Regions from separate parts of the Homo sapiens genome. Here all the other regions are linked to region 3. A link is an interaction called in ENCODE POLR2A ChIA-PET data of the cell type or tissue named here. Cell type or tissue: PC-9. All regions are shown on one strand.

What was found. Peaks named below come from ENCODE experiments on the same cell type or tissue, not always from the same donor. Only the 100,000 strongest peaks of a DNase experiment are listed, where the experiment ranks them.
Region 1: POLR2A ChIA-PET joins it to region 3 with 6 read pairs; 4 of 35 experiments call an interaction of 5 or more read pairs at or near these places.
Region 2: POLR2A ChIA-PET joins it to region 3 with 5 read pairs; 4 of 35 experiments call an interaction of 5 or more read pairs at or near these places.

What each region holds. Positions count from the first base shown.
Region 1 is chr11:72,829,750-72,833,749 of GRCh38, forward strand. It overlaps a transcript of ATG16L2 not described here. Among named protein-coding and RNA genes, the nearest start is that of ATG16L2, 17 kb to the left of the region's middle. In PC-9, CTCF peaks have their summits at 1,897 (motif pointing right) and 2,109; a DNase peak (open chromatin) is centred at 1,882.
Region 2 is chr11:72,838,626-72,842,625 of GRCh38, forward strand. It overlaps FCHSD2 (FCH and double SH3 domains 2), which reads right to left. Exons shown (of 20, transcript NM_014824.3): 17 at 3,996-4,000; 18 at 2,829-2,958; 19 at 2,252-2,334; 20 at 1-249. The coding sequence ends at 166. It also overlaps a transcript of ATG16L2 not described here. Among named protein-coding and RNA genes, the nearest start is that of ATG16L2, 26 kb to the left of the region's middle. In PC-9, no CTCF peak of the experiment used is centred here; a DNase peak (open chromatin) is centred at 2,326; H3K27ac peaks cover 952 bases.
Region 3 is chr11:73,071,466-73,075,465 of GRCh38, forward strand. All of the region lies in intron 3 of FCHSD2 (FCH and double SH3 domains 2), which reads right to left. Among named protein-coding and RNA genes, the nearest start is that of FCHSD2, 69 kb to the right of the region's middle. In PC-9, no CTCF peak of the experiment used is centred here; a DNase peak (open chromatin) is centred at 1,596; H3K4me3 peaks cover 659 bases; H3K27ac peaks cover 2,019 bases.

The sequences.
Region 1 (4,000 bases), 240 kb before region 3:
GCCGAGTCTCTGCCTGCAGAGACAGGTGCTGCTCAAGTCTAACCATGGAAACAGCAGGAAGAAAGGCCCTGAGGCAGCAAAGAGCCATGGATGTGACTCTTGGTCCAACCTGGTCCTGAGGCCAAAGCAACATGTTGGGCCCACCTGCTTCAGGCACTCAGGGTAGACTGAAGCTGAGGAGGGGCTGGGGGAGCTCTGAGGAGAGGGCAGGGAGGCAGCCCAGAGGGGTCCCGGTGGGAAGATCCTAAAAACCCAGGTAGTGATATCAAAGTCCTTGGTCCACAGGGCCTCCCTTAGACTGGGTCCGCGTTCTTCCTCCAGGGGTAGTGCCCAGGGTGGGGCAGAGCAAGGCCTCTGTGTGTCTGTGCCTGGGGGAGGGCAGCTGTGGGCCAGATCTGGGCCTGGGGCTTTGCTTACAAGGCAGAGCCCACAGGGCAGAGTTGGGGCAAACCAACTTCCTTTACCAACCTAGGACTGGGCACAGGCCTGTGGAGACGGTGTTGGTTAAATGGCAACACCTACACTCTGCTGACTCCCAGACCACTCACTACTTTTGGTCTAGCTGCCTCCTGGCCATCATCTCCCCTGCAAGTGACCCGTTCCTCCTGCACCCCATGTCCCTGGGACCTTGTGCTGCTGGTTCTAGTACTCCTCCACCCTCCTGCCACTGTGGGCCACCTTCTAGACCTGCAGTCTCCCCATCCAATCCTTTCCCTTACTATGGCCAGAGTGACTTTTGTTGTTGTTGTTGTTGCTTTTGAGACACACAAAAAACCTTAGTGCAGCCTCAAACTCCTGCAGCCTTAAACCCCTGGGTTTAAGCAATCCTCCCACCTGGTCTTCCCGAAGGGCTGGGATTACAGGTGCACAGCACCATGCTCGGCCCAACAGGGTGACTTTCTAGGGTGTCGTGTTCACAAGTCCAATCCTTTGGAGTTCCCCTGCTGCCTTCAGAGACCACCCGCAACCCCAGCATGAAATCTGGAGCCCTTTGGATGTGACCCTGCTGGCCTCTCAGCTTCATCTTCATTTCCTTGCTATTCATTCATTCATTTACTCATTTAGAGATGATGTCTCACTATGTTGCCCAGGCTGGTCTCAAACTCCTGTGCTCAAGTGGTCCTCCTGCCTTAGCCTCCCCAGTAGCTGGGCCTATAGGTGCATGCCACCGTGCCTGGCTATTTCCTTGCTATCATGAGTGCATCTCAGACATGCTTTTCTTTCTTCCCAGAATGTTCTCCTTCCCTCCCAGCCCCCAGTTCAAATTTTTCTTTCAGGATTCCCCTTCCTTCGCCTGCCAGGCTGGGTAGAGGCCTCCTCTGTCCCTGAGCTCCCCTTTTGTATCTGCCTCCTCCATTTTAAGTCAAGGAACTCTTGGAAGAGGCCAGGATGGGAATAGATTATTTCCTGGGATCAGGCCTGGCACAGAGAATGACTCAGGAAATGTTTATTAAGTGGTTAAATTCTCTTATTCAGGCTGGATGCGGTGGCTCACGCCTGTAATCCCAGCACTTTAGGAGGCCAAGGAGGGCAGATCACCTGAGGTCAAGAGTTCAAGACCAACCTGAGCAACATAGTGAAACCTTGTCTCTACTAAAAATACAAAATTAGTTGGGCATGGTGGCACATGCCTGTAATCCCAGCTACTTGGGAGGCTGAGGCAGGAGAATCACGGAACCCAGGAGGAGGAGGTTGCAGTGAGCTGAGAATGCGCCATTGCACTCTAGCCTGGGCAACGAGAGTGAAACTCCATCTCAACAACAACAAAATTCTCTTATTCAAGGACTCAGCCAGTCTAACGGTCTAAGAGCCTTGGGCTCCAACATTCTTCGATACTCAGCCTTCTACTCTGCCCCAGCCCTCATGCCCTGGCTCCCAGCAGCCACCAGGGGTCACCAGCTGCCTAGTCTACTGAGGCCATTCCCGTTTCCAGGGACACATGGCTGGGGAGACCGACACTCCTGTAGCCACCGTGACTGAGCCCTTAGGAGGTGCCAGGCCCTGCCCTGCACCCTTTCTGCAGCATTATTTGTTCCTCCCAACTACATTGCCATGTAGCTACCATGTTTCCCAGGTGAGAAAACTGAGCTCAGAGAAGCCCTGCAGCTGGACTGTGGCTGCATTACACATACTCTTTTTAAAGCAACGTGTTCAGACTCGCAGTTAGGCAGGGCTGCGGGGCATGCCCCCTCCCCCAGGGTGTGTGTGCCCCCTGCCTGCTACCACGGGGGTAGAGGTGTGATGCTAGCCTTGTGTCTAACCTGACTCCCTCCCTACATCTTCACCCTTTTCTATTCTGGGTCCTGAGCCTGGACGGTTAGTATCCCTTGAAGTGAGGGACATGCAGGGACACAGGAGTGAGGGAACTTGAATCTTGGGAGGCCAGCTGCGCCATTGCGTTTCTCCCTCATTTCACAGGGTTGTAGTGGAGACTGCTTAGAGAGCCCAGAGGAGGTGCTCAGGAAATGGTCTGACTGATCTCTGGGACAGTGAGCCCTTCTCTCCCCCAAAACCTTCCCTTCTACTTTATGGGCGTCAATCTTACCACACACGCTGCTGCCATCGGGTGGAGTTGCCTCTCTCAGGGAGCACATGTTCACCTTAACTTGCTTGGAGGTCCCCCTCCCAGTAGGAGGGGGTGCTTCCTGGAGGAACAAGTCTGTAAGGCCAGAAACAGGCCAAGGAGTTCCCGGGAATGAGGTAGGCAGGAGGAAGAGGAGCTCACAGACTGAGCAGAGGAGTTCAGAGGGGCATGTCAGCGGGAAGGCTGTTCCTCCCTCCAGCCTCTTCAGTCCCGTTCAGCAGAGAGGTGAAAATAGATGTTGACAGCTCCTCCAGGCTCTCAGCAGTCACTGCCCAGGTTTTCAGAACTCTGGTGCTCAGGGGCTGCCTGCCTGAATTCGGGTGCCTAGGTCAAATCTGGAGTGGCCCGCACTCATGGGTATAAAAACTGAGACCCAGAGATGGGGCAGCTCCTTCGGGTCACAGAGCAGAGCTGGGATAAGAACCCAGACCTCTGATTCCTGCTTTTCTAAAAACTGGATTCAGATTCTGCAAAGGGGCTGGCCAGGGCTTCTGGAGGCCTAGTTCTAGGTTCTCCAGTTCTGTCTTCCTGGGAGATCTTGGGCAGGTCACAGTGACTTCCAGGCGCTCATATCCCCACCTGTGAAACTTCCTGCCCCAAGCCTCCCCAAAAGTGACATGGCTCTTCTGCAGAGCTGTTCTGTAGGCATGAGGACCATGGCCTCTGCCTGCCCTGCCCAATCTCAGGCCTTAGTGAGCCTGAGACCCCAGGGAGGGAGAAATGACAGATGCCCCTATCCTGTGCTCCTACTGCCCCTTGGTCATCTCTCAGTCCCTGGCTTCAGTCTGCTGTTGCGCTGAGTGTCTCCCACCAGATGCAAGCCCCTCAGTGACAAGGCTCCAGAGACCTGAACACTACCTGGGGCAGCACATTTGCTGAATTGAATAGAGGTGGTTTCTGGAGAGATCTGACACCATCAGACGTGGACCCATCTGTGAGATTCAGACATATCCATGCCTGGATACAGGCTCTTCCACTGGAGACACATTCACTCATCACAAACATTTTCAGCTTATCTGTACATTACCCTATTTCATCCTCCTGGATCTTAGAAGTTGCACTATCTGCTTGTTCCTACTTTACAGATGAGGAAAGCAGGGTCCAGAAGGTGAAGGGATGAGCCTCAAGTCACAGCTAATCTGAGGTGGCCTGGGGACTGGAATACATTTCCTTTGGCTGTGCTCTTTTCTGTTCCTCACAGGAGCAAGTGGTGAAGAGTGAGTTCTATGCGCAGTGTAGAAGGGCTGTGAGCCCTGTCCCTGGGTTCATTTCTGTCAATGTTTCAGCATAAAACATTCTAGGAAAGGCCGGGCGAGGTGGCTCATGCCTGTAATCCCAGCACTTTTGGAGGCTGGGGCAGGTGGATCACCTGAGGTCAGGAGTTTGAGACCAGCCTGGCCAACATGGTGAAACCCC
Region 2 (4,000 bases), 230 kb before region 3:
TTCAAAACGTGGGAGGAGTCTACCAGGCCACCCAGTCACACATAATCCTCCTTGTTTTTTGCTCTGTTCAAGAGTCATCATCATGCAAAGGTGCCTAAAAAACAAGACTGGCCAAACTCCAAGCCTGGCCTTGATTGTAGCAGTAATGGATGGGCAAGCCCATCATCACACCAGTGTGATTTCCACATCTTCAATCTTCTCTGCTGGCCTTCGGTGATTCTGTGTAGGTGGAGGGGGAGCTGCCCGGACCTGAGCAGGAAACAATTACGTAGTTTGTCAGTCAGTTCCTGACTCAGTATCTGAAGCATCCCCAAAACCTAATCACTCATCTGTCCAAGGACATGGGCACCCTAGGGGTCTCAGAAATGTTGTGAGCACGTGCTTTCAACCTAGTCTTCACTATTTCCTACACTGAGAAGCAGTTGTTCTCAATGAAATATCAAGCCCACAAATCAGCTTCTTGCCTAGGCTAAAAACCTCATGGGCACAAGTCCTATGACTAAGATCCTAGCACATCCTCCAAAGCAAAGGTCTGGCTGGAAGCAAGGGAGAGCAATGCTTAGAGAAATGAAACATTTCAGTGTGTCTTGGGTAGAGAGTTACAAAAGAGAAGGCTAGAAAGGTAGGCTAGGGTTAAGTTGTGAAGGGCCTTGTTAAACCATGTTTAAACATCTGCTTTAAGAAGAAAAAAATAAATCTGTGCTTTATTCTGTAGGCAAAAGAGGAGTTTTTGGTGGATTTTAAGCAATATCAGATCTGCGAAAAGATGACTCAGGTAACAACTGGAGAAAGGATCAGAGGCAAGCAAGAGTCCAAGTAAGAAGGCAACTTAGGAGACTTTTGTAATCCTCTGAATGAGAGTTGACAATAGCCCAAACGAGGGTACTGGCAGTAGGGGAAGTAGAGAAGTGGAAAGATTTGCGAGCTCTCTGCAAGGTATACCTGGCAGGATTTGGGAATGACTGTGGGAGGCAGGGGCAGGAGGTATTAAGAATGATGCCAGAACACCAGTAGGATGGGGGTTCCATTTACCAAGATAGGCAATATGGGAGAAGGAACATGTCTGGAAGGGAACATAACTCATTTTTGCTGAGTTTTGGGGATCTGGGATATATAAACTGAGATATCCACACATCTGAAGCTCAAGAGAAGAGATCGGATTGGCAGTTATAAATCTGAGACTTGCTGGCATATAAATGGTTATCATAGCTGTGGAAGTAGATGAGGTCATTCGGCAAGAGTGCGTTCAACAACTTCAAGAGAAGCAGCCCAGTGACAGAACCATGAGAATTATCAGCAGAGACAGGTGGCGGCAAGGCTGCAAAGGTCCACAGAAAGGTAGGACCAGAGAGGAAGAAAGCAAACGAGGCAAATGTAGAGAAGCACATCAGCCCACTGCTCTCTCTTCCCACTCTTACCCACCAGTCCATCTTGCCACCACTTCTTTCTTGGATGCTGCTCCAGCCTCCTAATCGCTCCCTATATCCTTTCTGCCACCCTCCATCCATCCGCCTCTTAGCTGCCATAGCGATGCTTTAAAAATGCACCAGCCACAACACTGTCCAGCTTACCACTTTACAATGGCTTCCTGTCTCATTTGGGATAAAGACTCAAGTCCTTAAGAAGGCACTCAATACATATTTGCTGAATGAATGAAGCCAAAAGAAGCCAGTGGTAAAGGAATGGTATCAAAAGCTAATAGGGGTCAAGGAAAATAAAATTGCAAAGTATCCGACTGGATTACCGTGCAAGTTATGACCTTGGAGTACAGTGGTGGGTGGAATGCAGATGGCAGTAGAGTGAAGGGTGAGGAGAGGTAACTTTGCAATAATATATTCACCCGGAGAATAAACGCTCTTTAAGGCCATGAAGTTAGCTTATTATTTCATCTTGGTATTCCTCAAAGAGGCAAATAGAGGCCTGGAAAATTAAATGCTTACTGAAAAAAGTGTTTCACAATTAGCCCGCTTTAATGCTCATAAAGTTTGTTCTATTCTAAATCACTTTCATAGCCATCATCTTGCAATCTCACTGTGGCTCAGTGAAAAAAGTTCCAGTGTAGATTAAATGTCCCGAGATGAGTTGATTTCTATGGCCTTCCTTTTCAATAGCTCTTTTTACCTTCCCAAACCCAGTTCATCCTTGTTTGGCATAGTCAGTAACAACACAGGGGCCACGGGGAAACATTAATTCCTTACTTTCAATTTGGAAGAACTATGCATTCGATAATCCTGCAAGATCAGAGACTTACAGGTCGCAGTTTGCCATATGAGGTCTCAGGAGTATGCCTTGATGCCTGTGAGAATCCTGGTGACTCAGCATGAAGGCTTTTTTCTAAGGGAGAAAACCAAAGAAGCTCATTTTACTTGAGTTGTTGAGCAATAATGCTGATGCAAGGCTGGCATGGTGGCTTGAGCCTGTAATCCCAGCACTTTGGGATACTGAGGCGGGAGGATTACTTGAGGCCAGAAGTTCAAGGCTGCAGTGAGCTATGATCCCACCACTGCACTCCAGCCTGGGTGACAGAATAATACCCTTTGTCCAGAAAAAATACAAAAATTAGCTGTGTGTGGTGGTGCATGCCTGTATTCCTAGCTACTAGGGAGGCTGAGGCAGGAGGATCACTTGAGCCCAGGAATTGGTTGCTATGAGCCGTGATCATGCCACTGAACTCCAGCCTGGGTGTCCAGCCCAGGTGACAGAGACTCTGTCTCCAAAAAAAAAAAAAAAAAAAAAAAAGCAAATGCAGTTTTTTTTTGCCCTTCAGGCGAATATGTAGGTTTCTGAAGTGAAAATGCATTTAGACCCATGCCCAGGAGAACCCTTACCGTTTGCTGAAGGAGACCGGGGAAAGTACAGGGAGCTCCTCTTATCTGGGCTGGGGTAGGGGCTGCTGGGAGGCTGGTCGTACAACGGCAGTGGAGGCAGGGAGGCGTGTGGCTTGGGGGAAGGAGAGATCTGCAGCAAAGGGAAGCGAGGTTACCCGGTGCTCCCCTCCAGGAAGGAGAGCCTGGCTGCTTCTCTGACTGCTCTGTACTCATGCCTTTTCTCTAAAGCTAAGCTGATTGTTGAAACTTGTCAACCTCATTAGAGGCAACTGAGCATTAAATAACCACCTCAAGCTCCAATTTTGCATTGCACTTCACTTTTTCCTCTTACAGATCTCATCACATTACTGATTTTAGTTTATCTTAAACAGTTATCAAGTGAAGCTACTCTCTAGGGTTCTATTGAAAATGTACCAAATTAGTCAATTCAGTAAACTTAGCAAAGAACAACAACAACAAAAGGAACAAGTTGGATTTTTTGGGGTGAAGATAAAATACTTTGCTGAATTTCTGACTTCCCCAGGTTTTGTGCATGTTAGGCTAAGGGGTCACAATCACCACGCAAACAAGATCGGCAAACACGTTCCTTCTTCCTCTACCTGTCTGGCCTGCAGTGATAGATCCCTGAGGGGACAAACTAAACTCTGACTGAATTAGAGGTTCCTTTAAAGGCTGTTTCCCTGTGATGAACTAAGTCTAGGGTCACTTGAGTGGGGATTAGGGGCTCTGGCAGGCTCATTAATTCTCTGAAATAGACTGGCAGGACCTGGACTAGGCAAGGAGGCTCTGACAGTGAGGGAGAGAGAGAGCCAGCTAAGAGTTTTACTACGTAAATTAACCACAGAGCAACGCCTTCCCTCTTCGGTTTGTTTCTTTCTCTCCACCAAAACGATCTTTGGTATGTCACATATAATTTGGCATTTTGGTTAACCAATTCAAGGAAGAGAGAGAATGTGGGAAGATGGAGGTGTGGGAGGATGGCCACATTCCACAAGGGACTGACTGACAAGTCTCTGGTTTCCCAAATGCAGTTGTGCAGACACTGGCAACCAAGGACCGGTGAGGGTAAGGCAGAGACTGCAGCCCACTTTTGTGTGGATCCACAGACCCTTTGGGAGCAATTTTCTTTAAACATCTTTTAATTCAACTGTCTCCCCTCTCAGGTACCTGAA
Region 3 (4,000 bases):
CAGATCACGAGGTCAGGAGATTGAGACCATCCTGGCCAACATGGTGAAACCCTGTTTCTACTAAAAATACAAAAAAAAAAAAAAAATTAGCTGGGCATGGTGGTGTGTGCCCGTAGTCCCAACTACTCGGGGGGCTGAGGCAGGAGAATCGCTTGAACCTGAGAGGCAGAGGCTGCAGTGAGCCGAGATCATGTCACTGCACTCCAGCCTGGCGACAGAATGAGACTCCATCTCAACAAAAAGACAAAAAAAAGTGTCCAGTAGTAGATTATTTGAAGGGAGGGAAATGGACAGAGTGAAACACAGGTTTCTTGTCTTGGTGTCCACAATTATAAAATGGGAATAACAGTAACTACTGTATCCCTCAAAGGTTATAGGGAAAACATAAATGAGTTAATCTATGTAAAGTGCTTAGAACAGTGCCTGACACATGATCTTAATATATGTTCTTTAACCCAAAATACAGAGAAAGAGTCCACAGCATAAACTGATATAGAGAGGTTAAGACAGAGGTGCCTATAAAAAATCTTATTTTTTGATCAGCGGTCAGGGCAGGGGACTCAAACTCAACCAGTGGGACCAGGTAAACAACAAATGAGTGAAGACATACGCAGACCACTATGTCCTGTATAAAAGGAGCCAAAATAAAAACGGGCATGTTCACACACAAAAGGTTCAAAATCACAGATCTAGTATGAATTCTCCCCTCTCTCCACTCTGTTTTATCCTGGCCTAACCACTAAATTAATTAATAGAAACAGAAGGTTTGGGGAGGAAAATAATGGGGATCAGCATCAACAATGATTTCCTCTCAACACCTTTACGAGATGTGCTACCGAATAGCCATGAAAAAGTGAAACTTACTAGCAAATCTATGTCCCCAAGAGTACTAACATTTAATTATAGCCACCATTTCTTTAATGAAGTTTAAAAACTTAATTAAATTTTTAATGAAGTTTTTTAAAACTTCCTTTAATGAAGTTTTTAAAAACTTAAAAATCAAACTGTACCAACTATTTCAGGAGAGGACTCCATCTGCTCTTCCTTCTATATGAATTTCTAAACACTGTTATAAGATAAGGAAAAATGAAATAAAAATAAACAGTAAGATTTTAAAAAGTAATTTACAAAACAGGACACAGAAAATAATACTCAATTTTGCCCTGGTGGACGTCCTATTGTGATAGTTATCCTGTCTCCTTATTTGTTCTATAGGACAAGATTGGCAGAAAGAAAAGCTCCAAATATATTCACCATTAATCTCTAATAGCATTAGACAGAAAAGTAACCACACACCGCTAAATTAAGCTACATTTTTAAGTTTCTATGCAGATGAAATTCACCAAAAAAGAACCCCCACCACATGCACATAACACTAACTTCTTGTATAGTATGCCCAAGTCTTCATAATTTTATTTCTTAAAAGAGTAAAAATAGCAAAAAATTTTAGGTGCAACAGTATAAATACCACAGGGTATTTGCCAACATGTCTGTGTTTACTCTGTGTTTGTCTTTAAGCAAGGAGCCGCCCTTAAAGTCCACAATGTTTTCCTGCTCCTTCTCTCCAGCCACAGTAACCTTCTGTATCCTTCCTTCACTAGCAGCATTCTGCCAAAGACTACAGGAAGTACTTTAATACACAGCACTTGCCTGTAGCAATTTCAGTTTGAGTACTGCAAATGATTTTACCAACACCTCAGTGGTTAGCTAATTGCAGTCAGAAGCTAGACTTGATTGTTCCCTAATATTTAATGTTGCTCAGTTATTCTTACATGACTTCTGTTTTCACAGATACATTTGTCATTTGTAGAAACAGATATGCAATACATCTGTTACTTCTGGAGAATTACAAAGTGAACTTCACAAACCATACTTAAAAATAAAACATTAATACTCTTGTAGGAAACTGAAACTACCAAGCAACTTGAAAAAGTTCACTGCTTGAATTCCTCCAATTATATAAGCAAGGTTTTGCAATATTATTTTCTTTCTTTCTTCTAACATCGCCCTAAAGAGGTAATACAAGTTTACTTTGCATGTGCTTGAGATAAAATTTTCCAAATTGCTGTCATACGATCAATCCCACTTGAATTAATTTCCTTCACAATATTTTTCTTTTAGGATGGCTCACCTGTATGCTCTGTAAACCTCACAAACGCTCAATCTTTTTAGTCAATCAATCCTTTGCACAGAGGATAACAATATACATTCCTCGTAATAATTCTATAAAATTATTCTTTTTCTATAAAAGTCATTCTTTTCCAGTTGGCCATAATGCCATATAAGTGGCTTTGAAGAGAAAGAAGTTAATATATTTAACTGGAAGACCACATAAAATCAAATAATAAAAACTGTACATGTGCAAGGATTTTTTTTTCTTTTTTGAGCATTGCTGTAATCACAGTACCTAGAAGACTTGTTAAGATATCAGTTCCCCCTAAATTGACTTAAAGATTCAAACCAAGTCCAATCAAAATATCAGGCAGCATATGGGAGAAATTAACAAACTGATTCTAAAATTTATAAGAAAATATAAAGGGCAATAATAGTATAAGATCTTAAACGAACAGATATCAAGATTTATTGTTATAAAGACAAAGTACTTAAAACAGTGTGATATCGGGAAAAAAATATTTCAAAGATAGGTCAGTTGACTAGAATAAAAAGTCCAGAAACAGACTTACATACACAGTTAACTAATGTGCCACAAAATATCACTTCAATACAGTGCTGGAGTGCAGTCAGGGGGAATAAACTTTTCAATCCATATAGAAAAATAAACTTTTCTATATGGATTTTCAGTTGAGGAAGCACAAAATATGCTTGCAAGACTACATAATATCATAGAATAAAACTCTGTATGTGCAAGGACTTATGTGTGCAAGTATAAAATATGTGCAAGCATATGTGCAAGCATAAAATATGCTTCAACTGAATATCCACATAGAAAATGAAATCCTCACCCCAATACAATATCACATACGAAAATTTACTTCAGAAAGACCATAGAACTAAATGTGAAATATTAAACAATAAAAATTCCAGAACATTGCATAACACACCTCAAGGTGGACTTTAGGATAGCAATATACCCTTAAGTAGGACATAAAGAGAGCACTGAATATAAAAGAAAAAAAATATATTTCCTTAAAATTAAAAACTTGTTTTCATCAAAAGAAACCATTAACAGATAAAAAGCTATCAAACAAAACATTTCCACATGAGATTACAGAGATATCTGTAATACATACATCTGACAAAGGAGTCAAATTTGGAACGTATAAAGAGATAGTAAAACTGGCCAGGCACAGTGGCTCATGCCTGTAATCCCAGCACTTTGGGAGGCTGAGGTAGGAGGATCACTTGAGCTCAGGAGTTCGAGGCTGTAGTGAACTAGGATCACGCCACTGCACTCCAGCCTAGGCGACAGAGTGAGACCCTGTCCCAAGGATGGACGGACAGACAGTGGGGAGGGAGGGAGGCAGGGAAAGAAAGACCATAAATCAATAAGAGAAAAGCCAACAAGAGACTTTAACAGGCACTTAATAACACAAAATATTTAGATGCCCAATCAAGATATGAAAAGTTCCTCTAATTCATTAATCATCAGGAAAGTGCAAATCAAACCCACAATTCTTTACCATCATATATTCACCAGAAAGGCTAAAATGAAAACCACAGACAAAACCAAGTATAGGTGAGGATTTAAAGCAATAACAACTCTCATTCACTGCTCACAGGATTGTAAATTGCAATAATCACCTGAGAAAACCATTTCATGATATTTCCTAAAGCTGAACAACACATAACCTATGACACAACAATTCCATTCCTTAGGTAAATACCCAATAGAACACATTCATATAGTCACCAAAAGATACATATAAGAATGTTCACAGTGGCACCATTCATAATGATTGATTATAGCCACTACAATTGTTATTATCAGAAACAACAGACAATGACAGGTATTTGCTAGGACATTACTAGAACTAGAACC